Linked DNA regions of Homo sapiens: regions 2 and 3 are each linked to region 1. A link is a loop called in an ENCODE intact Hi-C map of the cell type or tissue named here. Cell type or tissue: PC-3. All regions are shown on one strand. Each heading gives the region's core, and the rest is flanking DNA. Links, peaks and the distances in the headings are about the cores only. Region 1 overlaps ATP8A2 (ATPase phospholipid transporting 8A2). Region 2 overlaps ATP8A2 (ATPase phospholipid transporting 8A2). Region 3 overlaps ATP8A2 (ATPase phospholipid transporting 8A2).

Region 1 (9,879 bases), core at 3,266-8,265:
ATAAAAGAGTATGTCCCATTCTTTGGGGTGACTGTTCTTTACTCAGAACCACTTCTGTAGGACTGAGGAGCAGCCCCGGGAGTGGTGCAGCAGCTGTGGAGCCAGTGACGACCCTGCCATTGCAGCTGCTGTTCTGCCAGGCCCCCTCAGGATGACTTCAGATGTGGACTAGAAACGTTCCTTGTTAAAGAACTGGAGAATGGAAATTGTCCAAGTTGACCACAGTACATAGCCTTGTTACTGGAGCAGACGAAGCAGTGTTATTTGCTAGATTTTGCTTTGAAACATCCCAAGGAAAGACGTCTCCTCTTGGACTGCAGTAAAAATGCTTCATAAAGGGCAGCTTGTACAGGATTGGGGATGAGAGTGTGTGTGCCACACGGTGCCAGAGGGAGGCAGGAGGCTGGGGCAGCTCCTCCAAAGCTGGGCAACGGAGGTTTCCTTGTCCCTGCTGCTAATCTCTGATTAAGCAACTTGGTGAAAATCCAAAAGCTCTTAGGAGAACAGGAGTGGTGGCATTTGCTCTTCGGTGCTTGAAAGCAGATCATGTGAAAACTCTAAAGCCCTGAGAATCAAAGCACAGCCACCTACCTGGTCAGGAAGTTCAAGTGCACTAGGTGTGGGCCCAAGGCTGGCACAAGCATATCCGCCCCCAAGGGAGCTCCCCTCCAGGCTGATGCTGCCTTCAGGCTCAGACACCCACCTGCTCCTGTACCCAGCTGTCTGAGGGCTCACAATGGTCTGGGAGCTGCTTCACTGTGGCTACCATGTGGTGGGAATTTTTGGTTTGTAGGTTTTGTTTTGCTAGAAATGGAGGTGAGCAAGTAGACAAAAGCCCCCTGTGGAAGATTCCTCTCTGTTCTGTTCTCTTCTGTTCTGTTCACCCTGGCTCAGCTTGTATCACCTTCTCTCCCGCCCACTGTCTCTTCCTCCTGTGGCCTCACTGGTCTGGGCCCTCCTCCCTGCTGCTCAGCCCATGTCCTCAGTCAACTCTCAGGCCACCTCTGCAGACAAGCCCTTGCCTCCCCCGATAACCCCCCTGAGCCTTTGGGATTCTCAGGCAGTGGCCAGAAGGCATGCTCTCTGGAAGAGCCAGGAAGCCAGCCCAGGACCGGGACTCTCAGTTATGGGAACACACAGAGTAAGAAAACAGCCTGAGTGTCTTCTTTTAAAGTCTCCTCCTCTTCTCCATCCCACGAGGACTCTTCTGTCTTGTTACTGTATGTCTTGATACTCTAGAAATTTCCTTTTTAAGCCAGATGCCTCAGGAAATTAACAGGCAGTCCAGGAACTGATTCATGGGCACCCTTTTCGACTTCTTTTCTCCTTTTAAAGAGTATGACAGTGAACTCACAGCTCCCCTGATAAGTTGTACGCATGCATGGATGGAATTCAAGATTGTCAGGTTTTTTTATTGTGTTGTCTTTTGGCCAGAATGTCTAATTGAGCTGTGGGACTTTTCCAGACCCCTGACACAGAAGGGTTAGCCAATGGAGAGCAGGCCTTATAAATGTCTTTCTGTGGGAAGGGCCAGTTGGAAGAAAAGCCCCACTCTGGGCTTGTGAACACTAAAGCTGGTTCTCAGCTCTAGAGTGTGGACCCTGGGTTTGCTTCCCAGCTCTGCCACTCACGAGGTCTGTGACCTTGGGCAGGTCACAAAAATCTCTGTGCCTCAGTTTTCTCATCTGTGAAGTGGGAGGAGTATAATCCCCTATCTCATAGGGTTTCTGGGAGGATTAAATGAGCTTTATTTTATAGCACAGTGTCTTAGACACATGGCATTTAATGAGTCTTGGCTATTATTTATTTTATTAATAGTATATGAACTGATTGTGTAAGAATAGTCTTTGTATGGCCACAGGTCCAATCAATCACTAAATTCCTTTTGAGTTTATTGTGTAACCTTTTTCTTTACATGGAAACAACCCTACTTTGATTACTTATTACCAGTCCAGATCAGTCTGATTTAAAAACAGGGCTGGGTGTGGTGGCTCAGGCCTGTAATCCCAGCACTTTGGGAGGCCAAGGTGGACAGATTGCTTGAGGTCAGGAGTTTGAGACCAGCCTGGCCAACATGGTGAAACCCCGTCTCTACTAAAAATACAAAAAAAAATAGCTGGGCGTGGTGGTGCATGCCTGTAGCCCTAGCTACTCAAGAGGCTGAAGCAGGAGAATTGCTTGAACCCTGGAGGCAGAAGTTGCAGTGAGCTGGGATCGCGCCACTGCACTCCAGCCTAGGCGGCAGAGCAAGACTCTGTCTCAAATAAATAAACAGGAAGGCTCCAGGTATCACGTGCATTTTGCCAGCTTGCACTATTAGTGTTGTGTGTGTGTTTCCCTGGCATGTTTACAGCTTCATAAATTAGCTGGCTGCCCTACAGCATCAGGCAGACAGGAGTGTTTTTTCTTAATTGGCAGTGGGAAAGTGGAGTCGGGGACCAGTGACCCACTGTGTGTGATTCCCACACTGAGCTCAGCCGCAGCCCCCTAGAAATAGGAAACCTACCCTCAGAGGCTTTCCCTTCCCAGCATCAGCAGCTAGAACCATGGGACCCCAGTTAGCCTGCACACGGCCGCCACGGCCCCTCTATGGCCACAGGTTTCTTCATCTCAAGCCTCCACCTATCCAAGGCTAAGGAGGCCAGATGTCGCACTCACCCGCACGCTGCCAAAAAAAAGCAGCTTATTTTAAACCTAGTGTGCTCCCCCAATTCTCCTGTTAACCAGTTTCTCCTGTGTGCTTCACTTTCAGATGGGTATGCTTTTTCTCAAGAAGAACACGGAGCTGTTAGTCAGGAAGAAGTCATCCGTGCTTATGACACCACCAAAAAGAAATCCAGGAAGAAATAAGACATGAATTTTCCTGACTGATCTTAGGAAAGAGATTCAGTTTGTTGCACCCAGTGTTAACACATCTTTGTCAGAGAAGACTGGCGTCAGCAGCCAAAACACCAGGAAACACATTTCTGTGGCCTTAGCCAAGCAGTTTGTTAGTTACATATTCCCTCGCAAACCTGGAGTGCAGACCACAGGGGAAGCTATCTTTGCCCTCCCAACTCGTCTGCAGTGCTTAGCCTAACTTTTGTTTATGTCGTTATGAAGCATTCAACTGTGCTCTGTGAGGTGTGAAATTAAAAACATTATGTTTCACCAATATTTAAACATCAGTACTAGTTGTCCTGGGAGAAAGGGAAAGGAGTTTTATGTTGCGTGAGAGGCCCATCCTGTGTAATTGGAGCAGGGCACACTTGCTTCCTGTTGAGTTAACTCAGAGGTTAAGTCCAACGGGCCACATGCAGACTTCACTGTAGGCAGGTTGCTCTCCTGCTTTGATTCCTGTTTTGTGTGTAAAATTGGCATAAACTTCTTGATTGCAGTGAAATCACAAAATTCTCTATCGGGGTGGTCAACCTGAGAACATTTATTTGAACCTCTTAGCCACATTTCCAGCAGGGCAAACCAACTGATGCCCTGGAAGAGTCTTCCGCACCCTCTCCAGGTGCACTCGGCCCAGTCCTGCCGCCGTGTCCAGGCGCCCCTCACCCCCACACCTGCTGCATGGCTGGCCACACCACTCAGTGCATGGCGGCCGATGGGCAGCCAACCCAAACCCGCGCCTTTCCTTGTTCCACTGCAGACTCAGATACAGATGCGAAAAATTCCTTCTTCCACCGCCCTTCTCGTTCTGTAAAGAAAGAAAAGAAACATAGCCTTTCTGCATATATTCTAAACGTCTCTCTGCCTCTGTCTGACATGGGGCCACCCCACAGGTCAGAGTGGTGGTAGAACCCCTTCAGGACTCCCAGCCGTGGTCAGGCTCTGAATACTCCCTTCCCAACATCCAGACTGCTGGGCCTTTGGCATCCACTTACATTAGAACCCACGTTTGTTTCAGAGCACATTTTGGACTTTCACTGTTGGGAAATGAATGAATTTATAACATGCCTGCACAGCGAAGGAACACACCTGTCGCTCTTAGCTCTAGAGTCAGAGGATGAGTAAACCCAGATGCAAGAGTATAGGACATTGAGTGGGGAGAACAAGACGACCACAGAAGTCCTCAGAAGGAGAAGGAAGGACACGGAGACACTGAGAGGAGGACACAGAGGAATCGCCACCAGATCTTTGCAGTAGAAACTCTGAAATAGGCCTTGAGACCCAGACAATTGTCATGATCAGCCCAGTGTGTATGAGAGCTTAAACAAGACCTTCACACACAGTTCTAATTGAAAAGAATTCCAAACATTTCAGGGAAACACCTTTTTAAAAAATATACTGACATGGTTTCCTTTCTGTATCCCATCAGTGTTAGACACAGGTACCTATCAGAATACGGCATATCCTGAATTATCTAAGACAAGGAAGTGAAGAGCGGAATCACTGACTTTCCCAACTGCAGAGTCCCACACTTAAATCTCAACAGAACCTAGATGTCTTCAGGCATGAATGTGAGCACCTGGAGCCCTTACTAAACAACCTGCCTGGAGCCCTGTTCTCTGCTCTGGTTGCCAAACCAGATTTTTGGATGGCCTAAATACTTGTGGGCAACTGTTACTGGTGAAAAATGGGAGTGGAGAGCATGTTTTGGATTTTCACTGTGGGGAAATGAATGAATTTATCACATGACTGTGCAGCGAAGGAGCACACCTGTCACTCTTAGCTCTAGAGTCGGAGGATGAGTCAACCCTGTAGGAATGATTGTGCTAAATTAGGAAATAACACTTTAGTGCACTTTGCTTCCTAACCCTTTTTTGTCAGAAATCTACAACCTACTGGGCATGGAAATGATTTAAAATATGATCTGCATTGACTAAGAAAACTCATCCTCACTTATGAGGTGACCAGGATGCAGAGAGGGCCTGAGGGGCAGCAGAACAATGCAATTCACAGGTGAGGCTCCAAAAAGGGCCATTTCTTTCTCCCCAAGGTGCATAGAACATTTTTAAATATCAGAGTACCCAGCAAGACGGAAGGACTGTCATGCAGGAACTCTAACACAAAATGTGCCTATGACTAACACGACAAACCAAGGTGTATGGTTTCTTTGCACACCCAGAAAGGTGATGGCCAAGATACAGAGGAGAAACGAAAACTGGAATTGAATGTGCATTAGGCATCTTAACTATTCATATTTTGTCTCATTTGGGAACTAAGCCTATTTGGAAAGAGTGGATTAGAAATTGAATTCTTTGTCAAACAGTTAGCTCTGTCTTGAACTTGAAGCCTTCCAAATCAGAATTATGTATTTAAGTGTGTGTTTGTGTTTGTTTGGGGTTTTTGTTTCTTACATTAGAGTTCATATTTTCTGGGATTTAAGGATACAGGTGTATTTTCCTATTCTCTTGAGAAGTAGACTAAACAATATTTGCAGTGATGACAGACGCACACAGAAGAAAACATTAGAAGAGATGCCTTTCTATCCTCTCATGTGGTTGAGCATTCTTACAGCCAAATGACTAAATTGGCTGTAAATTGGTTTCTAGGAGGAGCAGCTGTCACTACGTGTGATGTATAATATTTAGCCAGGGCCAACTCAGGGGCTGTGTCATTTGTCCTATCTTTAAATTGAGGTCAGAGTGTCACACACAACCCCTCCCCTGGGGCAGGGTGGACTGGACTAGGTTGCATACGCTGGCTGTCAGCTCAGCAAAAATGCCACATGGGGCTTGTCACTCCGCCAGACACTCACTGACTCACGGGCTGGCAGGTCACGCTCGGTTAGCGCTCCAGGGCCTGACTCTGGATTGAGCTAAACTGGCAGAATCCACTCAGGCCAACCCTTGGTCTACTGCTGTGTACAGACAGCCCAGTCCTGTGTTGAGTCTCTCTTCTCCTGGATGACCCTGCAAAAGGAAGAGACCAGTTGTACTGTGGGCTTAGTTCTGGGTTTCCACTGCACACTGACACGTGCCAGCAAGGGTAGCTGTGGAAAACACGTATCAGGAGAGCAGAGTAGTCTGGATGAATACTCTGTGCTGATCAGAACGGGCTCGGTCATAATTTAGGAGTGGAGCTGATGTGTCTGTCCTGCCTCAGTGCAGAATATTCCAGGCTTCTTGACCAGGGTTATGTTCACCCATCTCCCAACACACACATGCACACATGAAAACAAAAACATGGTAACTCTTTTGGTTCGGCACACCATACAAAACGTGCTTTGGGGCGAGGAGTGCTGTTTCTTTTAACACTTGTAGAGGAATATCCTGAGAAGTGAACCTGGGCTTTGGGAGAGCTCAGCTGAGAATTCTGTTGACATTTTCTTTCCCTTGACAAGGCTTCAGGTTCGTCTCACTATAGGGAGCTGGCTGTGAAAATCAGTAATAACTTGTCAAGAAGCAGTGAAAAATGCGGGGGGGTGGAAAGAGCCTAGGTAACTAATGTCTTATAATGCATATGTATGTAAATATTACAGGATTTAAGGTTGAATTTTTTAAAAAGAAAGTTATAGTCTGTAATTTCCATTTGTTATAATAATGACCTTTAATCTTGTCATTTGGAACCATAAAGCATTTTTATCAGGTACCTCTGTTCCAAGGGATTTATGTCTTAGACCATAGCTGAATTGAATGTTTGCAAAACACTGCTATAGGATAAGGTGGTCTTTAGTTTTGAACGTGTGAAAGGACTGCACACTTTTCAGCCAGGGTTTGAGTTACTGCCCAGGGTCATCGTCTCAAAGTAATTCAAGGAGTGATTTAACATCAGCATTTGAAATGTAGTCTTCATCTCCTGGGATCCATAAAAAAATGTGAACAGGGAAATGGTGGCTAAGCAGAGCCTGAAATAATAACTTGGCAAAGAAATGAGTTTATCAGGTCGAGTCAAAACATGGCATCCCCTGTTACACTCAAGAAATGTTTTCTTCATGTAAATGTTTATACGGGCATATATAATCACAATGGGAACAGTTAAAACCCCCTCCCTTCAAAAAAAGAAAATCTATATCAGTTGGGTTTGGTTTTGGTTCTTCATTGGCTCAAGGCAGTTAACTGTCTCAGTATAGCCTTCGGGGAGATTTAACCTCATTCTAGCCATTTTTCCATCCTGAAGGCCAAGAAGGACTATTAGAAGGGTTTTTGAGGGGTTTCGGAGGTGAGGGCCCAAGACCCCCATAATGACATCATTAGGCATTCTTGAAAGGTGTTAACAGACCAGCACGCTCGATGTGTTGTACCCTTCATTTATTTTTTTTTCTCAGCATCCCAAGTTGTCCATCAGTACATTCCCCTTCACCTTACCTGATCTTCATTTAATGCCCAGTCTGTAACTAATGTTCTGTTTAAAGCTCTCTTAATTTGTTGGCTATGAGTGATTTGTGAATCTGGGATGTAACCCTGAGTGAGGAGAAAAGGGCATTGAGCCAGCATAAATCTGAATGGGCAGAAGCCACAAACAAATGGGAGCAGAAAAGAAGGGCGAGCTCCCCCGCGCCGCACCCCGTGTATAATCCAGTGTTAACCTCTGAGGAACACCTCGGCTCTCCCAACTGAGGAGAGACAAAAGAGGGATTCTTTTTACACCCAGGCTGGCGCATTTTCAAGTGACAATCTCGGGCTCTAGTTGCCTTTGAGATATCCACTCTGCTCTTTCTCCCAGGCCTCAGACCAAGAAAAACATGCTCTCAAGATTAGCCCATAGGCAGTTCTTGTGACCTGGCTGAAGAAAGAAAGGAGACCTGTTTGTTTTAAAAGTCGGGCGCAAAGTGTCAGGTGGCTTTGATTTATGACAGAAAGAGGAAGAAGAAAGTTGGAGTAATAGCACTATCCAAATAACCCTGCCCAGGAAACTTGGGGGTCAAGAGAGCTTATCAAGAGCCTTTTATAGGTAAGCTCTTCCGTGTGAAAGAGAAAAGGCCGGAAAGAGGGAGAGAGCCCAGAGAGCAGGCTGCGAACTCACTTCCAATGGGATTGGAGTCTGTTGTATTCTTAAGAGATAGCCTGATATGTGGTTTATAGGTGAATCAATAAACACCAACAACAACAAAAAAAAAAAAAAAAAAAAAGGAAGAAAAGAAAAAAAGGAAACCAGCCCTGTCATGGAATTTCTCTCCTTCCCTGCACAGTAAAGACTTTTGGGTTTTCATGGATAAAATCAATGTCAGTACTGAAACTCCTACTCTCCCCTCCCGCCCCACTCTCCCCCGTTGCCCGAGATGGCCAAGTTCAGGCCTGTGCAATGCCGCTTCCCTCTGAGCCTCCCTCTCAAGGGCCACGCAGGCAGCTGCAGCAGGGCCAGCTGCAGGATGGGGCTGCCGGTCACTGAATTGTCGTTCAAATGCATCATCTTTGTGGCGTCTTTCTCATGCGAGCAAAGCCACGTGCTCTCCTGTCTGCTGTCACATCTGTGCCTGGATTGCTTAAATATTGTTTGTGATGGGGAGGTTTTAATCTGGTGATGCAGAGGGAAGCAGGGCTGTGGGGGCACGTTTAATTGGCTCCCAGCAGCGTGGGGGGTGCTTCTATGGTGTGTGGGGTTTTTTGTTGCCTCCCTCTAGAAGTGTTACCGTTTTCACGTCCTATTAATGTCCTCTGGTTGTTAAATTACAGCAGCACATTACAGTGCACTGGGTTCCCTCCTGGAGTGAATACAAACGGAGGGCATCTACTTGTATTTTTAGAAGTTTTGGGAGAATTTAGTGATTTGTGGCTTTGATCAATCCTGTTGACTGGTGTATGTCTGCGCAAACCTGTTTCAAATAAATCTTTTGTTAAAGTAAGTGATTGGACTGTTTTATTTTGGAATTTTCTTTTCCACTAATCAGCATTTACTGCCACAGGGACTGCGGCCTGTAACACAGGGGTTTGTCAGCATGTGCAGGCTCAAGGACACATACACTGCCTGGAGAGCCGAGGCCCAGGCAACAGTGTTCACTGGCAGGAGCGCAGGAGAGTCTGAGTTCCAGATGAACACATGTTCCTTGCTCTGAGGCAAGGCCCCATTTTCTAGAAGAGAGTCCAGGGGGCCACACAGAGTTTGGATTCAGTCACTCAAAGGAAAGAATGGTGCTTACAAGACCTCCTTCCTCCATTACTTCCCTCCCTCTAGTTCATCTCATTTGGCTACAAACTGAGGAGGCAGCTCAAATTCAATTGGAAAGCAGGAAGTCATGACATTGTTACTTTAAAAAGAGGAAAGACACCCCTGCCCTTTCTCTCTAGGTACAAGGAGTTGCATTCAGGTAAGCATCCATTGCCTCCAGGTTCTCTGTGATGCCTCAGCCAAGGCAGACTCCTCGCACCCGGGGTAAGGTGGGAGGAAGCTGGCGGGCCCAGATGTTGGCCCCTTGCCTGGCTTTGTTTGGGTAGCTCTCTACTTCCCCAGCAGGGTGTGACCTGGGGATGAAAGACAGCCTGTTAGATGACAGTTCTCTGGTGAGGCTTGAGCCTGGATCCCAAAAGACTTCTTAATTGCACTCTGAATTTATTGCAATTTTCCATAGCGGACTTTGATTCCTCCCAGATGGTCCAGTTCCTATCAGACCTGGATTTGACCAGCCCAAGGCAGTCCTGACCTCAGTGACTGTGTCTCAGGCATGGCAAGGACACGGGAGGCCTCACTTGCAGGCAGAGAGTTCTACAGTTTAGAGCTCACCAGGGAAGGGCTTTCATCTCCTGCTCTACATTGGCCAGGCCTTTTCTTCCCCAATGGTGAGAAAATAAAAATGATTTAATACAATCAACAGCGAAGTGTTAAATTCCAACCTTTGCCATTTCTTGTTCATATCTTTACAAAATCTGCCTTTGCCGCTGCAATGGTTTTCTTGAAATGTCATTCTTCACTGATGCTCAGCAGAATAAACTCGAACCATTGAGAGGCTCTTATTAGCTGAAAACAGTGTGCAGACCCTAACCTCTCTGCCTAAAGCAGTGTTCTTTGTAA
Region 2 (9,879 bases), core at 2,829-7,828, 160 kb before region 1:
TCATAAGAAAATTTTGTTTGTTTGTTTGTTTTTATAAGAGACAGGGTCTTGCTCTGTCACCCAGGCTGGAGTGCAGTGGTGTGATCATAGCTCACTGCAGCTTCAACTTCCTGGGCTTAAGGAATCCTCCCACATAGCTGGAACTACAGGCATGCACCAGCATACCTGGCTAGTTTTTAAAAAATTTGTTCATAGAGATAGGGTTACCCAGGCTGGTCTCAAACTCCTGGGCTCAAGCAGTCCTCCTGCCTCAGCCTCCTAAGTGCTGGGATTGCAGGTGTGGGCCACTGTGCCTGGCCAAATGCTGTCATTTCCACCTTCAAAATATTTCCAAGTGGCTTCTGTCCAAGCCACTCTGGGCCTGCATTGTTCAATAGCACTTTCTGTGAGGATGGAAATGTTCTGTATCTGTACTGCCCAATACAGTCGCCATTAGCCACATGTGGCTATTGTGAATTTAAAATGACTGAGGAACTGAAGTTTTTATAGCAGCTTTATTGGGCTATAACTCATATACCATCTAATTCATTGAAAGTATGCAATTCTATGGTTTTTAATATATTCACAGAGTTGTACAGCCATCATCACAATACATTATAGAACATTTTTATCACCCCCAAAAGAAACCCTATATTCATTAAGAATCACTCCTGGCCGGGCACGGTGGCTCATGCCTGTAATCCCAGCACTTTGGGAGGCTAAGGCAGGTGGATCACCTGAGGTCAGGAGTTCGAGACCAGCCTGACCAACATGGTGAAACCCCGTCTCTACTAAAAATACAAAAATCAGCTGGGTGTGGTGGCGCATGCCTGTAATCCCAGCTACTTGGGAGGCTGAAGCAAGAGAATCGCTTGAACCCAGGAGGCAGAGATTGCAGTGAGCAGAGATCAAGCCATTGCACTCCAGCCTGGGCGACAGAGTAAGACTCCATCTCAAAAAAAAAAAAAAAAAGAGTCACTCCCCATTTCTCCCAAGCACCTCCAGTACCTGGAAACCACTGATCTACTGTCTGTCTCTGTAGATGTGCCCATTTCTGGACATTCCATAGAGATGGAATATGTGGCCTTTGGTGTCTGGCTTCTTCACTTAGCATAAGGTTTTCAAGGTTCATCCATGTTGTAGCATGTATCAGTACTTCATTCCTTTTTATTGCCTAATAATGGTGTTCTATCATATTGATATACCACATTTTACCATTTCACAGTGGATGGACATTTGGGTTATAAATAGGCTATTGTGAATAATGAATAATGCTATTCATTATTTTAAGCTATTATGAATAATTATAATAATGGTGCTATAGCTTTTAAGTACAAGGCTTTGTGGGTTTCATTCATATGTTTTCATTTCTCTTGGATGTGTACCTAGGAGTACAATGGCTAGGTCACATGGTAACTGTACATAACGCTCTGAGGAACTGCCTCACAGTTTTCCAGGGTTTGCACCGTTTTACTTTCCCACCAGCAGTGTATGAAAGATCTAATTTCTCCACATCTTGTTATTGTCTGTTTTTCTGTAGGCACCCCGGTGGGTGTTAAGTGGTATCTCATTGTGGTTTTGATTTTATATTTCTTTGATGGCTAATGATGTTTTGCTGTTCTTCATGCACTTACTGGCCATTTTGATATCTTCTTTGCAAAACTGTCTATTCAGATCCTTTGCCTATTTTTAAATTTTTTGGGTGGCCTTTTTACTGTTGAGTTGTAAGAGCTCTTTGTGCATTTTGGATACAGGTTTCAGATACATAATTTGCAAGTACTTTTTTCCATTTTTCAGGTTGTCTTTTTACTTTCCTAGTGTTGTCCTTTGAAGCACAAGAGTTTCTAATTTTGAAGAAGTCCAGTTCATCTACATTTTTCTTTCCTCACTGTGCTTTTGGTGCCATATCTAAGAAACCATTGCCAGATCCAAGGTGATAAAGATTCATCGCTATGTTTTATCATAAGAGTTTTATAGTTTTACAACTCAAAAACAAAAAGTCAAATACTGCATGGCCTCACTTATAAGTGGTAGCTAAGTAACGTGTACACATGGACATGGAGTGTGGCATGATAGACACTGGAGACTCAGAAGGGTGAGAGGGTGGGAAGGGAAAGGGTGATGAGAAATTCTTTAATAGATACAATGCACATTGTTCAGGTGATGGAGACACTAAAAGCCTAGACTTCACTCCCATATATTCATGTAACAAAATTGCACTTGCACCCCTTAAATTTACATCAATTAAAAATGATTTTATAGCTTTGTTTCTATGATCCATTTTTAAAAATTTTTATTATGTTAAAAACATCATCTTTTCCATTTTAACATTTTAAGCATACAATTCAGAGACATTAATTACAGAATGTTATGCAACCATCACCACTATGTTTTTCCAAAAATTTTCATCACCCCAAACTGAAACTCTGTGCTCATTAAGCAATAACTCCTCCTTCTCCCCTTCCTCCCCAGCCCCAGGTAGGAATGAAGTTTGTATTGTATTTTATTTTAATTAATTTAAATGTAAACAACTAAATGCAGCTGGTGATTACCATATTGGGCTGCACAGTTATAACACGACTAGTATCATCCTCTTAGATAGACTGCTACAGTCATTTCTAAGCTGGCTTTGCATTTATTATTATCCTATTTATGGTTATCTATGGTCCATTCTCCCATAAAAGCTGGACTATTCCTTTAAGAATGTAACTTATTCCATTTCATTCCCAGCTCTGAATCTTCCAGTGGTTACCTATTACAATTAACAAAGAAATCCAAGCTCTTTGCTGTGGTCCACATTTGTCTGCCCCTTTGACTGTCTGCCTTCTCCTTTTCCTTCTCCCAGTGCCTGCAGCCCCACTGGTCTTCGTAATGATCCTTGAGCTCATCAAGTGCTGTCTGCATTCAGACTCTGCACAGTTTCTCTCCTCTGTCTGGAACACTCACCCTGTAGATCCCCATTTAACTCTCTCCCTCGTACCATTCAGATCTGCTCAAATGTCACCTCCTCAGAAAGATTGTTCCAGAGCTCCCTATCTAAAATAGCCATGCTATTACTCTACCTTATAGCTCCTGTGTTTTATTCTTATTTTTTATTAAGACAGGGTCTTACACTGTCACCCAGGCTGGAGTGCACTGTTGCAGTCATGGCTCACTGCAGCCTCAAACTCCGGAGCTCAAGCAATCCTCCCACCGCAAGCCTCCCAAGTAGCTGGGACCACAGGCGAGCACCACCACACTTGGCTAATATGTTTCTTTTCTTTTCTTTTTTTTCCTTTTTTTTTTTTTTTTTTTTTGAGGCAGAGTCTCACTCTGTTGCCCAGGCTGGAGTGCAGTGGCATGATCACTCACTGCAACCTTCACCTCCCAGGTTCAAGTGATTCTCCTGCCTCAGCCTCCTGAGTAGCTGGCAATTCAGGCAGGTGCCATCATGCCCAGTTAATTTTTGTTTTTTTAGTAGAGACAGGGTTTCACCATGTTGGCCAGGCTGGTCTTGAACTCCTGACCTCAGGTGATCCACCCACCTTGGCCTTCCAAAGTGCTGGGATTACAGGTGTGAGCCGCCGCACCCAGCAGCTAATGTATTTCTTCATAGCACTTATTACACCTGACATTTTATCGTGTATCTGTTTAAGGTTTTATGTCCTGTCTCCTCACTAGACCACAAGCTGTATAAAAACAGGGACCTTCTCTTCCCGGTTTTCATAATAGTGCCTGGCATAAAATAGGCTGTAAGTAAATATTTGTTGAGTACATAAAAGAAGAATCTTATTCATTTCAAGGCTATAATCTATGTTAGAATCAAAGAGATGGTCTCCATACTAAACTGAAGTATTTCTTCATTGAGGCAGGCATTTAAAAGTGTTGCACCTGTTAGTAAAACAGTCTTAAGGCCAGTTCCTGAAAAGTGAACTCCTACAATTTTGAGTAACTATTTGCTAATACATCAGCATGTTGCCTTCTTGGGATTAATTCAGCCTTTCTTTTACTTTTTTAACTTGCTCCCTTCCTTCCCTTTTAATGAAGTCATGCCTAAGCTCCAGTCTGTCCTTGTCCCCTCTCCCCTAAGCTTTGAGACCGTTCCTTTTTAAGTCAGTGGCCATGTCTCGCCCCGTTCTCCCGATATAACTCTTACTTTACCCAGCAGCGGGGCCTCCGTTTAGTGCAGCCCGTGATGTTGCTTTCCTGGTTCATCTTCCCTTATCCACAGATTTACCTGGCTGGAATCGGGAGACTGTGTGTGCCCAGGGGCTGGATTCGGAGACCCATGCTTCTGCAGTTCCACTTATGACTCCATCATTATGCTGTTTTAGGAAAATAAATAGATATTGATTCTCTAATAAGAGTGGGATTGTTCAACAAGCATTGGGAAAATCTGCGAGCCCAGATATGTATGTATAGCAGCTACTGGTTGGAAATTTGAACACAAGCATCCTTATCTACCCAGCCTGCGGGCCACAGACCAGAACTGAGTATAAAAAAAGAATAAAACCAAATGCCACATGTTGTCTCTTATAAGTCAGAACTCAACATTGAGTACACATGAACATAAAGAAGAGAACAATAGATGCCGGAGAACTTGACAAGAGAGGGAGAGAGGAAAGGCTTGAAAAACTACCCATTGGGATGCCAGGCACGGTGGCTCACGCCTGTAATCCCAGCACTTTGGGAGCCTGAGGCGGGTGGATCATGAGGTCAGGAGTTCGAGACCAGCCTGGTTAAGATGGTAAAACCCTGTCTCTACTAAAAATACAAAAATTAGCCAGGCATGGTGGCGGGCACCTGTAATCCCAGCTACTTGGGAGGCTGAGGCAGAGAATTGCTTGAATCCAGGAGGCAGAGGTTGCAGTGACCCGAGATTGTACCACTGCATTCCAGCCTGGGCGACAGACCGAGACTCTGTCTCAAAAACAAAACAAAACAAAACAAAACAAAAACAAAAAAAAACACTACCCATTGGGTACTATGCTTACTACCTGGGTGTCAGAGTCATTTGTACTCCAGACCTCAGCATCACACAGTATACCTTTGTAACAAACCTGCGCATGTACCCCAAAATCTAAAACAAAAGTTGGAAGAAGTTGAAAGAAATAAGAATAAAGGAAGGTTGGCAGTGTCATCCAAGGAAACTAAGCCTGATATTAAAATAGGCTCTGACCACTCAGGATAAAAAACAGACTTCTCTGTGCAGGTGTAGCGGAGATGATGAAACAACTCTATTAGCATTCTGCCTTAGTGGTTGTTATAGTCATAGCCATCCTTGAAAAGAAAAAAAAAAAAAGGAAAATATAGGAAAACTGAGGCTTAAAATCCTTCTTCTATTTTCTAAACTTCTGTCATTGGAGTGCTTGCGTTCCCCCAGGTGATAGACTCCGGAAGCTCATACAGTTGCAGATGAGAACATGAGTAATAAATACCCCCAAAATTCTTTCCAAGTTCAGTCATGATGAATTGGTTTAATATGCATGTAGTTATCTTTTTATTGGTCCATAATTCCAATTTAGCAAAATGTAAAGATGAATCATAAAGAATACCTGGAAAAAGCCCCAACATCGATGGCACTTAATAAAGATAGATGAGTATGTTCTTACTCCTTTTTTTAAAACAAACTGGACAAAGATAAATTTTAATGTTTACAAAAATGTAAATTTCAGTGCAGATCAAGCGTTTGGTTGGTTGGTTGGTTGGAAGCTTGACTTTATTTGCTTCATTTGGAGAGAATATAAGATGAAAAAGTTCATCATTAGAAAGAGAAGTAAGCATTAGAGTCACAGGATGGGATTTTGAAATACTCTGTGAGTTGATTGATGTTCCTAAAGTTCCCTGTTTAATGCTCTGAGTTAAATAGGTGGCCATGCTCAGCTTCTTGGATGTTAATAGTAACTTCTTTGTTTTTCAGATACTGTGTTGACAAGTGGTCATGCTACCGACTATTTATTTGTTGGAAATATTGTTTACACAGTAAGTTTATCTCTGTTTATTAAGCCATTCTTAAACAGCTTATGTGTGGCTTGCACTTCTCTAAACCCTTAAAAAGGGCCTTCCTCATTATTATTATTTATTTCAAATCTTCAAAATGTATTTTATATATCCTTCAAAGTTCAGAATGGTTGTGAAATGCTTACATCATCGTTTCTGAAGGTTATGCCAAGTGAAGGTTTCTGGGCAGGTGGTTAACAGATTTCCCCATTCTTCAAATGACCATTTTACACCTACCTGCAAAGGAAAACAACACTCAGGAAGGTGGTATCTCCCAAGCTAAGAAAAGGGCAAAACTATTATTTATGAGAAAGACTGTTACTAGAATGAAAGCTCTTCTGGAAGTGAATCTGCCTGTATGTCCCCTGAAAATAACCCTTAGAGAATTAGCTACTGACATGGCTGGTGCTTTCAAACCGGAGCTGCCTTGGGGAAGCTAGTTCTGGAGTGGAGAGATGGGATTTCTCATGGAAAGTGAAAATAACTCATTGAGAATAATGTGTTTCCAAACTGTCTTTTATTTTCACAGTATGTTGTTGTTACTGTTTGTCTGAAAGCTGGTTTGGAGACCACAGCTTGGACTAAAGTAAGTTTTCTCTAGAATTGTTTCTCTGTTCAGTATAGATATTTTTCATGCTAGGATTTCTTTTTAAGCCTTGGGGAAACCATAAGCAATATCTGGCTATCTTCTTTCAGATTTTCTGTGTAAAAATTGTGGTTTGATCTTGATCAGGGTAAATTTGCAATCCAAAGTCTCTTGGTGATTCATTTGCTTGGCACGTAATACAGCTCTAAGCTATTAACAGTCATCTCACTTCAAATGTATTTGCTCATTGTAAAAACAAAAACCATATTATACACACACATATATGGAAAATATAGAAGGACAAAAAACATTTAATGTCCATAATTTTACCACCAAGAGACAGTCACTGTTAATGCTTTCCTGTGGAACCTTCCGGACTTCGTTCTATGTCTGCATGTGTGTGTATTTTTTAATAAGATGATGCATTATAAAACATAGGACTTTGTAATCCCTTTTAATTTAAATATATATTAGGCACATTTTCTGTGACTTAAAATACAAGTCAACAAAGTTATTGTTCTTGATTAAAGAGTATTACGTTTTACAGATGTCCCACCATTTACTTCATCACTCTCTTATTTTAGACATTTTGGTTATTTCCAGCATTTAAAGATTATAACTAAAGCTTCATGTGTGTCTCTCATAGTGTCATGACCTGGCTGCTGTTTAAATGCTCTGCTAAGAAAAATGGGGATGGGGTGGAAGGTCAGTGAGGAATCAGGGAATCCCCTAAGAGACAGTGGCAATTAATCCGGGTCAGAGGTGATGATGACTTTGCTTACGATGTTAGAGGAGGAGGTAGTGAGAAGTGGTCGGAGTCTGGATTCATTTTATCTTTCTAAAAGCTAACAGAGCTTGCACATGGATTAGATTGTGGGGTGTGAAGAGAGAAAGAAGTCAAGGATCATCACATTAAGAGGACAAAGAAGAAAAAATGAACAACGCAGTAGATGCTTAAAGGGGCATTGTTAAGAGGCAATATCCATTTCAGATTTAAAAATAAAAAACTCTTGGCTAAAGGAATGGAACAAAGTCTTGAAATGATAAATAAAAACATCTTATTTATTTTGTCTGTTCAGCCACTCTGTTACCAGATTAATGAGTCCTTGTTGTATACAGCCGCAGGTTGGAGCAAACACTTGCTATGAACTGAGAGGGGCCCGCTGTTACTATGGGAGAAATCTTAGAGTAAGGTCACCTGTGACAGCAAAAGCACCTTCATCTTCAGGGTACTTTGGGGCCATTCATTACTTGAATTCATTGTTAAAAATTCTGAGACATGGGAATTAGAAAGATTGAACTTCCCATTAACTGGTGAGTCATCAAAGTCTTTCCATAAGGAAAGGTAGCTTGGATGCAAGGATTCTGCAGCAAGTGGAGTTGGGGTGAATCTGCCAGGCTGGTCGAGAAGCCTGTCTGAGTGTCTATTTCCCTCTGCAGTTCAGTCATCTGGCTGTCTGGGGAAGCATGCTGACCTGGCTGGTGTTTTTTGGCATCTACTCGACCATCTGGCCCACCATTCCCATTGCTCCAGATATGAGAGGACAGGTAAGTACTCCTGATTGGGAGTGTGTCTTCTGTGTCTTGTGACAGCAATGTTTCTCCATGGGCGGGTGAGCAGGCACTGTGTGTCTTACAGCCACGATGAGCTTCAGGAGAGGCTGGTCCTTCCTGCTTCCATCAGAATCTATCAGGAGATAAACCAAACCAAAGCACCTGGAAGAGGTCATCCAGTCCACAGAAAAGGCATTTGAAGTTTCAAGTATTATGAAAACTGTCAACTTAAATCCTCCGGCTTATTGGCATGCCCACATTTCCATAATAAATTATGTGTTAATTACACACAGTACCAATATGTACAGTTGGAAAACTGGAGCTATTTTGAATGGTTCCTAATCCATTGATTATGTTGATTACAGTTTTGATGTTGTACTCTGGTTTGTTGTTATACTCTGCTGGGTCACCTGTGACAGATGAATCTAACAGCTCTATGAACCAGATCATTGATAAACCAGAATCTCTCATTGTTCATCTCTTTGAACTAGAGAGGCTGAGATTGAAGACCTTTACACTCATTTGAATGTTTTTTATTTTTTCCTTCATATTATCTTTGTCCAGTGCATAAGATTGAGCCATCAACAGTGACAAACTGTATCCTAGAATCCCACAGTATTGGGTGTGGAGAGGAATGAGCTGACAGTCCTCTGGTACACACCTCCTCAGTTTACCAAGGAAGCTGTGCAGGCCCAGGTCTCCAAGCCCACCCCAGAGACCCCACCCTGGAGTTGCCCACATCCAGCACTGCCCTTAAACCCCAAGAGGCTGCTGGGCCCTGTACTTTAAGGACCTCTGCTCTGGCCTTCTGTGGCTGGGTGTGTTCCTCGGCACGGAGTGAAAAGCTATGATGCACAGAGTCCATCTTCCCACTTGTAATCTATTCTCTGGGCTCCCAGGACCCCTTGTTTCCTTCCCAAACAGCCAAAAGCCTCCTGCCCAGGCCTGCCTGGTCCTCTCTCCATATCTAGGCCAGTGTGCACACTGGGCCAAAGGGGCAGCTGTTTTCAAGGGTGTGCACTGAGTAGATGATGTTTGCACCGATGTTCCCGCCCACATTTGCAGGATGCTTGTGCAGGGGCACAGAACCCAGGGTGGGATGGGAACTGTGGGTCAGGCTTTCATTGGTGTTCCTGCCCCAGGATACATACTTTAGGGCCAGGCCTGTTCATGGCACACCTGGCTGCTATCTCTGCTTTACTTACTCTGTAGAAATGAGCAAAACCTCCTGGGTCTATCCAAGTCTGGACCATGTCTAGCAACTGTTTCTCGTGAGATAGCCCAGGGTAGCATTACTTGCCATTTCACCTGGTAGCTCTGTCAGCTAATAGCCCAGGTCGTCTGAGACCTCCACTGAGTGTGGGTGCTGAGCAGGACGGACCTGTCCTATAGGAGTGGGCTTGCATGTCCTCTAGTGCATCTTTGCTTTCTGTGAGGAAAGAGGACAAACATATAACATGCTTTTCAGTTTTTTTCCAAATCCAGACAGTAGAGGAAATTAGAGGGCGTTCAGTGAACCCAGAAGATTGTTGTGTAGCAAAATGAGCATTTTCCAACAAAGATATTTTGTGTTTAAATAAATCAGTTCTATTTTAAAGCAATGTGATTGATCCCCACAAAAAGCAAACCAAGAAAAGTATCCACTACAAGACAACGATCCATTGGTAAGGCATTGGTGCTTAGAATATCTGCTTTGTGTTCTCTTCCTTCTGGTTCAGGATGGATCTGCTGTGATGAATATTTCATTTGGGGAATTTTGTGGTGATGGACAATAGATGGGG
Region 3 (9,879 bases), core at 1,614-6,613, 51 kb before region 1:
TTTTATAAAGACTCTGAGATTGGCCAATTATTTGAGCATTGTGAGGTATTCATCTTAGTGTCCTCAGTAAAAGGGTAGAGGGAACTCTTCCTACCATTCAAGAAGAGTGAGCTGTCCAGGCTGCGGGTTATTTCATAAGTTGTATTAATGTCACTGAGGCCTGCGTGTGTGGACTCCAATGGTGAGTTGTTGCCAGAGGAAGATGGGAAACCTGCACTCTGGATTTGTGTTGACTCCACGTTTCAAGCCTCTGGTTTTGCATCCAGACCATGCACTCTAGCATCCTAAGCCCCGTGGCTGCTGTGGCAGTGGCTCTTTTCACGCTAAAGAGGGAGGGAGGAAACTTGCTAACCCCTGGGCTCTCTGACTGCAGTTGGGGTCCTTGGACCAGGGAACCAGTGCCTGTTCACTAAGGTGAGGGTTTAAAGTGTCTTCTTGGTTTTCAGTTCCTGACAAGAAATGCTGTAGAGGTAGACCCTGGGTCTTCGTGAACCCCACCCAGTCTTTGAGTGACTGGGCTGCTCGGCCGACTTCCGGTTCTTTGCGGGGTGGGGGTGACTCTTGACATGCATGATCCGGGTCTGGTCTGCAGCACTCAGGATACTTCCGGGCTGTGGAGATGGAACCTGGGTCATGCATGGAGACTGTGAAAGCTCCACCACTTCCCGAGCCTCGGCCTCCACCAAAGGGCATTTGGCTGTGGCCTGAGAGGGGAGCGGCCTGTCTTTCCCAGCTGTGTCAAGTCTCTATGCCATGTTCGTTTTGTCTTTTCCTCATAACACAGAGCCAAGCACACCTGCAAAAAGACATTGCTGGAGGAGGTGCAGGAGCTGGAAACCAAGTCTCGAGTCCTGGGAAAAGCGGTGCTGCGGGATAGCAATGGAAAGAGGTGGGGAACTCCGTCCCAGTCCGCACAGAACACAGGTGCTCCCGGCCCTTTTCCCTTATTCCTTCCTGTATTTCTTTTTCTCATCTTGGTTTTCGATGGGAGCACAGTATGCTCAGGCTTAAGAATTTTGGTTATTCTCAGATTTAAATCACACTCTCAGTGACTACATGAAACCTAAATCTCTGGAAGTCTCCAGGTAAGACTGGGGGTTTTATTGGGTTTAGAAGTGAGCAAAACAACTCATGTGCAGAAAATCGATGTTGTGGCAGTATTATCTTAAGGTGGAAGAGTCCAGAGTTAGCAGTATTACCACAGAGGAGTTAAAGCTAGGCCTTTGAATTTCAAACCCAAGTACTGTACCCAAGGATGAGTATCTACAGTGTGAAGGTTTGCATGTGAAATAATGCATGTTGTTATTCATGTAAACCTGTTACATTCCACTTCAGCATATCTAAATGGGGGAGTAGTTTTTAATGCTAACATTTTCTGCTGGGAGTGAAAGGAATCGTGTGAACTCCTGGAACAGACACTGCCGCTTGCTCTCCTAATTCCTCCTGAACATGAGCCTGCCCTTCCCCACAAGGAACAGCTGGGTCTGTGTGCAGTTTTTGTTTCATCACACAAGATGTTAAAATGTTGTTAGAGTGCACTCTGTTAAAATCTATGTACCATCAAGGGAAATTTCTTTGGGCCTGAGAACAATTTGCAGGGTACTAGAAAGCCATTGCTCTATTAAGGACATGGAATATCTATAATATTCTGAGTACAGCTCTCCTATAAATGCTTAGAAGGAAATCAGTAACCAACTGCTAATGAAACAAACATCAAGAAATCAAATACTTATAGAGGTCCCCACTTTGTGTTTTGCTTTATATTGTGTTTATTTGTACCATCTTTTAAAGCAATGAAGACAAAATAATTTTTTTGTTAAAGAAAGAGAATGCAAACATTTTGAGAGGCTTTCAAAATACAATTTCAAACAGATTTTAGAAAAGGGATGATGGCATAGAGTTGAAGTTGTGGTTTTGTATTTATTTATGAGTTATTTTTTAGTAAGTTTATTAAGCATTCATTTTATAGCAGCTATGCTAGCCACTGTAAAAAATCATCAGTCAACAAGACAAAAAGCACTGTCTTCCATAAGCTTAAGTTTGTGAATACATGGGGATGGGGGCTGATTTTACCGCAGATGTACATATAACCACTACGCGTGGTTGAGGCTTGTTCAGGGCTGTTCTATCCATCAGACAGCTGAGGCATAAGGCTCAGGACCTGTTAGAGTTTCAGGGACCTACCGTGCTCTTTGAGACCTGAAAAAAAACATATTCATAAGCTCCAAAAATTAGGGAGCAGGAAACATTGCATAATGAAATTAATAAATGTTTAAAACCCTATAAAATGCATATCACTCTTAACCGTTAAGTTTAGTAAGGACAATAAGTTTATTATACTTAGAAACAACTTACAGGCTCCCTTATATATCAAGTATACACAATGATTGCTGAGGGGGCATAAGTAATTTCTAAGTAAAATGAGAATTTCAGAGCAAAACTCTCAAACTCCTCTCAAACATTTTACAGGACGACATCACATATAATGTGGTGTGAGAATGTGCTTTAGAGTGTTTGTTCTGATGTGGGGAGGGGTCATCTGGCTTGAGCAATCAAGAAAGGCTTCATGTTGGAGATGGATGAACAACAGGCTTTTGAGGATGGGAGGGTCTTGAATGGACAGAACTGCTGAGAGTCTGATTTGGGCAGAGGGAGTGGCACATGCCAAGGCTCAGGTCCAACACTGTGTGCAGGGACCAACCACCCAGTTTGGAGGGCCACATGCATTTTGCAGAGATACAGAACCTGCGTTTGAATTCTGGCTTTGCTACCTACCGGTGAGGCCTTGTGCAGGATATTTCATATGATCAGATTGTCTCTTCATCTGTCATAGAAGAAGGCTAATATTTTCTTTGGGGGATTAAGGTTCGTGAAATATGTACAACGCAGCATATTGCCTGACCCATCTCAGGTGTGTAAAAGGTCAGCTGCTCATCTTCACTTTGGCAGGAGAGTCATGAGCTGTCGGCCTTGAATTGTATTGAAGGAAGTCGTGGGCTGTCAGCCTTGAAAGAGTGTGTGAGCCCATTTTTGCTTGTTGTTGATAAATGAATGTTATTTTTAAAATTCACTTATCCTGTTCAAAATTCATTTTTAAATGTTCAAATGGATATCAGAAAATAAGAGCTTAAATGCGGTTTCCTACCGTCTACATTTGAAAGTCTTATTTTCTGGTTCCTTGTAAATTTCACTTTGTAGTTCATATGATGGGGTGTGTGTGTGTGTTTCTGTGCACGTGTGCGCGCACACATGCACGGGTGGGCCTGCATACTCCCGTTTGGTTGCACCATTTTCCTTTTCTTCTAGTCCCAGCATCTTGCTTCACTTTGGAATTCCTAGCCAGAACACAGTTTGGGGGCTCTGCCGCTCATCCTCCTCAGTGACCCCCTCCCATTTGTTTTTCTCACTCCTAATTACTCACAGATTTTCTGGGTGGTCCATCTGCAAACTGGATAATGGTGGCGTGCTGCTCTCTGCACAGAGTCTATGCTGTCCTGCTTGGCCTCCTAAGCTGCCTCACAATTGTTCTCTTACAACCTTTGTTTTCTTCTTTCACACCTGCTTAGATTCCTGAGGGGTGGAGGGTAGAGACTAAGAAGTCTGTCTTCAGCTCTGTCCTCCCTTCTAAAGATCTTATAGACCCCCACCTCTTTGAGGGGTCCTGAGTGTTTTTGTCTCTTCTCACCCCTCCCTGTTCCTTCTTTCCTACCCTCATCTGATCTTTCAGCTGATTTGTGTATCTCTCTAGCTGTTAACCGCACAGGAAACTCTGTCAATATTTGCTGGCTGACTGACTGGCAATACCAAAGTCTAGTGAGGTGGTAGTGAGGAAAGGACGGTGACTTCAGTGCCAGATGAGCTGACACACTGGTGCCTGTGTGTCAGCTCGTGTGTCGGATGTGCACAAAGTGGCCACAGAGAGATGCTGACAGTCACCGGGCCTCCAGGGAGGGGGCAGTTTATCTCATTGCTTGAGAGTACAGCTAACATAGACTCACACATGGAGAGGCATCTGTGATGTAAGATTAGCAAATCTTACCCTTGCAAAGATGCACAGGCCAGGAGCCCATCCTCCCTGAAACCCACTCCCTCTCCTGCCTTCCTGTGCCAGCCAAGCCAGGGCACCCCCAGGGGTCCTCAGCATCCCTAACCCCAGGGGCTTACTCAGCTCAGTCCTGACAGCATTGCTTAGGGCCCCTTAAAGGACATTCTGCCAGGTCATAAAACCCAGGTCCAAGTCACTGGCAAATATTCTAGCAGTTTTTCTTAGGAATGTAACCACAGGAAGTAGAACAAAAAAAATCTGTATGCATTAATCTTTTTAGAAAACCCTCTTGTACCAAATTTACAATTACAATTTTGAAATGGTAGCCAGGGATTCTAAGTTTCTCTCTGTGCCTTTTATTCATTCAATAAAATATTTTCATCCAACATTTTATTGAACTTGTCTAAGCCTCATACTTTTATACTATTTTGATAAAGTTAAATTTTCATGAACATGCTTCTGCACTTTCTCATTAGTAGATCTTGTCTTCCAAAATCAACCTGTGGAATTGATACTTTAATAAGCCTGTTCTCATGAAGAAGCAGATAATGAGAAAGGGTGAGATCAGGGAATTAGATATCCAGAAAGCACAGTGAAGAAAGTGCTTTAGGGAGTGAATAAAATGTTTGTCTTGATTTTAGTTTGTTCTTCTTGAAGGAGTGTTTTTCACGATGTGGTGTTTGTGCGCCTTATAGACACTGGACACGTGTGACTGTTGGGGTTGATCAGAATACCTTTTCCCAAACTGTCTTCCCAGTAATCCCTACCTGGGGAAGCAGGAACCCCCCCGCACCGCACATGAAATAGTCTACCCTGCATGTCGTTATTTTGAGTGTCTAAACAATGAGGAGCTAAATGGAAGAAAATTCTTTGTTTTTTAATGTCTTGGTAATATCTTTCCTTTCTTTATTCCTGAAGTGTAAGCCATGCAAATTTCTTTCCTGGTGAAAGAAAATCTATCTGTGGCCACTCACTTTTACAGATACAATATAAACCGATGACGGCGTGTAAGATGACAGACTTTTGTTCCTTAATTTTTTTTGGAATGAGATAAGTGGTTGCCCTGTAATATTTTAGGTACAATGGCAAGCAAGAAAAAAAAGGGGGAATATATTTGTTGAAAACATCTAGTTTTTGAGTTATGCATAGCCTGAATAAACAAGGAGAGCTTGTTCTATTTCTAGATCACCTTTCACTCTGTTCATCCCAGTTGGTGGGAGTGGGGTGGGGTGGGGTGAGCCCAGGGCTGATATTCTCCATTGTCAAGGGTAAACAGACCCGGTTGCTGCCCCTGCCTTTGCCAGGAAGGCAGTGGATTATCTTCCCCTTAAGTGCTTTCCCTGGGTGTAGCTTACGCTGTGACTTTGGTGAAGGTAGCTGTGTGGCTGGTCTTAAACCTTCTGGCGAGCCGTCGCCTCGTCTCCCTTCGGTTTTGTGTTCTGTGAACATCTGTGCGTGGCCCTGTGACCCGGGGTAATCTGGACGGCCCATCACCGCCAGGGAATTCAGGAGGGAAACCTGACTCTTGCTCTGCGGCTTCCATTTCATCCAGGCTGCCTCTAAACAGGCAGGGCCCTGGTCACAGCCTTGGACAGGTGGCCTGGGATCCTAATGGAGCTCTCTCTGCCGAAAAATAGGAACAGAGCCTGAACCACAGCAGCAAGATTTCAGACAAACCAAAGATTGTTCCTCCACTCCAGGCAGTGCTCTCGAGTGCTCCTTTGAAAACCAGTCGTATTAAAAAAATGAAACAACACAAACTCCCGAATGCATTCTGAGTGAGTACTCAACTCAAAAATACCTGTCATGCTTTGATCTTTAACGGAAATCCTTTGATCTTTAAAACAGTGTTGAAAAAACTGTTTAGTATCATCACACCTCTAAGTCAAAATCAGTCCCACTGCCAGGCTGAGCATGTCGCTGAGCCAGCCTGAGGCAGGAGGGATGCAGGCCTTTTGCACCGGACTCCAACAATGACTGCGTCACTTCAGGAAATCGGTTTTTTCACAGTACTGGCCGTTGGCAGTGCACATGTGGTGCATCTCCCTTTTGCTTTTGTCCCACCTCTCCCACACTTTCCTCCTAAAATACCTATTATTGGCTTTTTTTCCAGCCAAAAGGATAGGAAATTAGGGCATCCTTTCAGCAAACCTCTCCAGGCCAGGTGGCAAATGTCTGCTTCCAGCACCTGGTTGAGATTTATTTTCCTTCCAGCTGCATTTTTTTTCCTCAGCTCTGTCATGAAGCAGAGAAGCGAGTGCAGACGGCGGAGACAGATGACCTGAGCTGGGCTCTAGCTTAGCTGTGTGGCCTTGGCTGGGTTATTAACTTCTCTGAACTTCAGTTTTCTCATCATACATTCGCTTTGAGGTTTAAATAAATAATGCAGATTAAATCTATAGCCTATGTAGATGTTCAGGAAGCGTCCCCTAACTGAAAAGCTGCATAACAAGTACATTTCACTGGCCGTGTTTACCATCTAACATGTAAGCCTGGGGAAGATGTGAATGCAGCAGGCTCTCCGAGTTGCATCGTCGGGGTGTGCCCCCTAGTCTGAGGTAAAAGGGAGAAATCTAACAGAATCCCAGGGACATGGGAGTGGTGTGGACGAATGGCCGTAGTGAATGTTGGATGGGGGTGTGGTGGGGACTGTAGTGAGTTCTGAATCTTGGTGGTCTCCTCAAGACAGCCTTTGGATTACAGCTTCAAGGAGCTCCTCTTTGTGAAGAGGACAGTGTACCCAGTCCAGGCTGTCCCTTCTGCCCCAGGATCTCTCGCCAGCTTACCCCTGTCCATCTGAGCTGCAGTCTGTCTGTAACGTCTATGCCGGTCCTTGCCACTCCTCCCCAGAACCAGCCCTTCCTTCGGAGTCTCCTGCTCCATCGGGATGAATTTTTCCCACACTGCAGACTCGCTCTCAGTGTCCACACTGTCCCCTCATGTCCTGCGCATCCCTGGGTGCCAGGTCTCGGCGTCTTCCCAGCATCTGCACAGTCATCCCCCCTGGTCCCTTGGGGTGGTGCCTGTCCCTCTTCACCCACCATCCCACAGCTGAAGACATCCTTTGTGAAGCACAGCCTCATCATGCCACCTTCTGCCCTCAGCCCACCACCTGCTGAGCCAGTGCAGACCAGAACCACAGTGATTTCCGCCTCTGCTTCTCTTCTCACGTGTGCGACCCTCAGCTTCCACCTCCCCTGTCCTCCCCACGCTGTGCCCTTCTGTGGTTGGTGCTACCCTTGGCTCTTCTTGATTGACTGGTTTTATACGATGGTGTTGCACTGTGTCCCAAGCACTGGGCCACACGTGGGCTACTCAGGGGCAGCAGGACAGGCCTTGTCCTGGGAACAAATGCCGTCCACCTCAGGACACACTCTCTGATGTCACCAACTTCCCTGCTGTGCTGATGGCAGCCTGAGCTTCCCTTAAAACACTCATTTTAAAAGTTTTATTTTCGACCGGTTGCGGTGGCTCACGCCTGTAATCCCAGCACTTTGGGAGGCCAAGGCGGGCAGGTCACGAGGTCAGGAGATGGAGACCATCCATCCTGGCTAACACAGTGAAATCCCGTCTCTACTAAAAATACAAAAAAAAAAATTAGCCGGGTGTGGTGGCGGGCACCTGTAGTCCCAGCTACTCAGGAGGCTGAGGCAGGAGAATGGCGTGAACCCGAGAGGCGGAGCTTGCGGTGAGCCGAGATCGCGCCACTGCACTCCAGCCTGGGGGACAGAGTGAGACTCCATCTCGAAAAAAAAAAAAGAAGTTTTATTTTCATTATTCAAATATTCAAGCATACATAGTAGTAGGGAGATGAGCACAATAAGCTCTTATGAAATCATTGCCCAGGTCCAATCATTATCAAGATTCGGCCAGAACTGCTTCATCTCACCCCTTCTGCTCAGAGTCTTTCTTTCCTGAAACATAAAGCAAATCCCAGGCATCACGACAGTCCACCTATGCTTTAGGAGGCATCTCTAAATATTCCACGAGACTTTATAACATCTGTGATACACAGCATGCTTGTTTATGTTATTAAATGTAGAACTCCAGTCCCCATGATCACATCTAACAAGTTAATAATAATTCCTTGGTATCAGTCAAACAACCCGTCCATAAAAAGACTCTCTGGATGCCTCAGCCCTGCCTTTTAGGATTGATTGATTTGTGTTAGGATCTGGGCAAGGTTCACACATAGCATTTGGTTTCTGTGTTCCTCAAGTTCCTCTGAATCTGGAGAACTTTCTCTTGTTTTTTTGTTTTGTTTTGTTTTGTTTTTAAGATACAGAGTCCCATTATGTTGCCCAAGCTGGGCTTGACTTCTGGGCTCACTCCATCTTCCTGCCTCAGCCTCCCAAGTAGCTGGGATTACAGGGATGTGCCGCCATGCTGAGACCTGTCTTCCTGGTTTTTAATGCCATGGACTTATTCATTATGCTCCACTTTATTTTTTTATCATAACACTGATCCCCACATGCAGCAAATGAAAGTTTCCTCATGTGCAGAAAAGGCGATGAGGCCTCAGAGAGATGGAGTCACGTCTGCTCAGTGTCACCCAACTAAAGAGAGGCAAACCTGCATCTTCTTACTTCAGGCCTCTTTCCACCAAGCCAAGATGTGGAGAGCCACCCAAATGCTTGCATTTGCAATTACATCTTTATTAGAGAGACTGGAAAGCCACGGAGCCCCCAGAGAGACCAGGAGGGGTGCTTACCTTCTAGCATGGTCTGATGAAAAGGGTCACAGTCTGCTGTCTGGTGAAGCTGCGTGCAAAATCCAAGGAAGCTAGAGAATTGTAGTTGCATGTTGTTGTCTTTTAGATCCCTACATGTAGGAAGAACTTGGACCAAGCAGAGAAATCATACCCTCCCCCCAAGAAATGCTGAAGCCAAACCAGCGGACAAATTCAGAGCAAATAAAGGGAAAAGAGTGTGTGAAAGCGGCTCATTTTGTTTGTTTGTTTGTTTGTTTTTTGAGACAGAATCTTGCTCTATCGCCCAGGCTGGAGTGCAGTGGTGCGACCTCAGCTCGCTGCAACCTCTGCCTCCCAGGTTCAAGCAATTCTCTGCCTCAGCCTCCTGAGTAGCTGGGATTACAGGCACCCGCCACCATGCCCAGCTAATTTTTGTATTTTTAGTAGAGACGGGGTTTCACCATCTTGGCCAGGCTGGTCTTGAACTCCTGACCTTGTGATCCACCCCCACCCCCACCCCCCTTCCCTGCCCTCGGCCTCCTAAAGTGCTAGGATTACAGGCATGAACCACCGTGCCCAGCCGCAGCTCACATTTTGATATGGCTCAGGAAAGAGAAGCCTTGCTAAAGAAGCCAATTTCCACCCACAGTCACCTTCGTGGAGCCTAGTATGGTCTATGAAAAAATTAATTGAATGCGTTTAATCTTGTAGAGCAAAGAACCTTGGGCAAAGCCTAATGCCGGCAAACATTTTAGTTGAGACAATGGGGAGAGTTCTTAGGAGAACAGCTGGAGAGCCAACGACGCTCCCAGGCAAGGCCAGTTAAAGCTCTCGCCTTGCTGACAAATACTCGCGACAGGTGAGGAAATGCATTAGTGGAACAAAGGGAGTGAATGTGGCAGGAAATTACCGAAAGGCTGCCCGCATGACCCAGCCGGGCTTCTGGTGACTGTTTGCATCCTGGGCACAGGAAGGAGAGGAGGAGGAAAATAAACTCTTCAGGAAGTGAAACACCTCATTAGCATTTAGTTAATGCCTAAGCTGCCTGTGTCAACTAAAAATAATTGATTCTCTGTTATTTTAGGAATGTTGAATTCCAAGAGCCTGTTGTTGTTGTTGTTGTTGTTATTGTTCTTATGGACCG

The links. A loop is a pair of places that touch in the nucleus more often than their neighbours do. Peaks named below come from ENCODE experiments on the same cell type or tissue, not always from the same donor. Only the 100,000 strongest peaks of a DNase experiment are listed, where the experiment ranks them.
Region 2: it touches region 1 in a loop (4-fold over the local background); 4 of 110 quality-filtered maps call a loop at or near these places.
Region 3: a loop joins it to region 1, with 2.3 times the contacts of the local background. A loop is called at or near these places in 11 of 110 quality-filtered maps.

What each region holds. Positions count from the first base shown.
Region 1 is chr13:26,017,136-26,027,014 of GRCh38, forward strand. ATP8A2 (ATPase phospholipid transporting 8A2) reads left to right here. Exons shown (of 37, transcript NM_016529.6): 37 at 2,753-8,716. The coding sequence ends at 2,850. Among named protein-coding and RNA genes, the nearest start is that of SHISA2, 30 kb to the right of the region's middle. In PC-3, for the core only: no CTCF peak of the experiment used is centred there; DNase peaks (open chromatin) are centred at 4,556 and 5,616; H3K27ac peaks cover 3,088 bases.
Region 2 is chr13:25,854,317-25,864,195 of GRCh38, forward strand. ATP8A2 (ATPase phospholipid transporting 8A2) reads left to right here. Exons shown (of 37, transcript NM_016529.6): 31 at 5,879-5,940; 32 at 6,488-6,544; 33 at 7,985-8,092. Among named protein-coding and RNA genes, the nearest start is that of SHISA2, 190 kb to the right of the region's middle. In PC-3, for the core only: no CTCF peak of the experiment used is centred there; DNase peaks (open chromatin) are centred at 5,415 and 6,765; H3K4me3 peaks cover 668 bases; H3K27ac peaks cover 3,986 bases.
Region 3 is chr13:25,967,791-25,977,669 of GRCh38, forward strand. It overlaps ATP8A2 (ATPase phospholipid transporting 8A2), which reads left to right. Exons shown (of 37, transcript NM_016529.6): 35 at 785-889. LOC105370122 (a long non-coding RNA gene) reads right to left here and starts at 9,714. Exons shown (of 3, transcript XR_941764.3): 1 at 9,646-9,714; 2 at 8,757-8,827; 3 at 7,790-7,959. RefSeq lists enhancers at 6,623-7,162, 7,163-7,701, 9,065-9,879. In PC-3, for the core only: no CTCF peak of the experiment used is centred there; no DNase peak of the experiment used is centred there.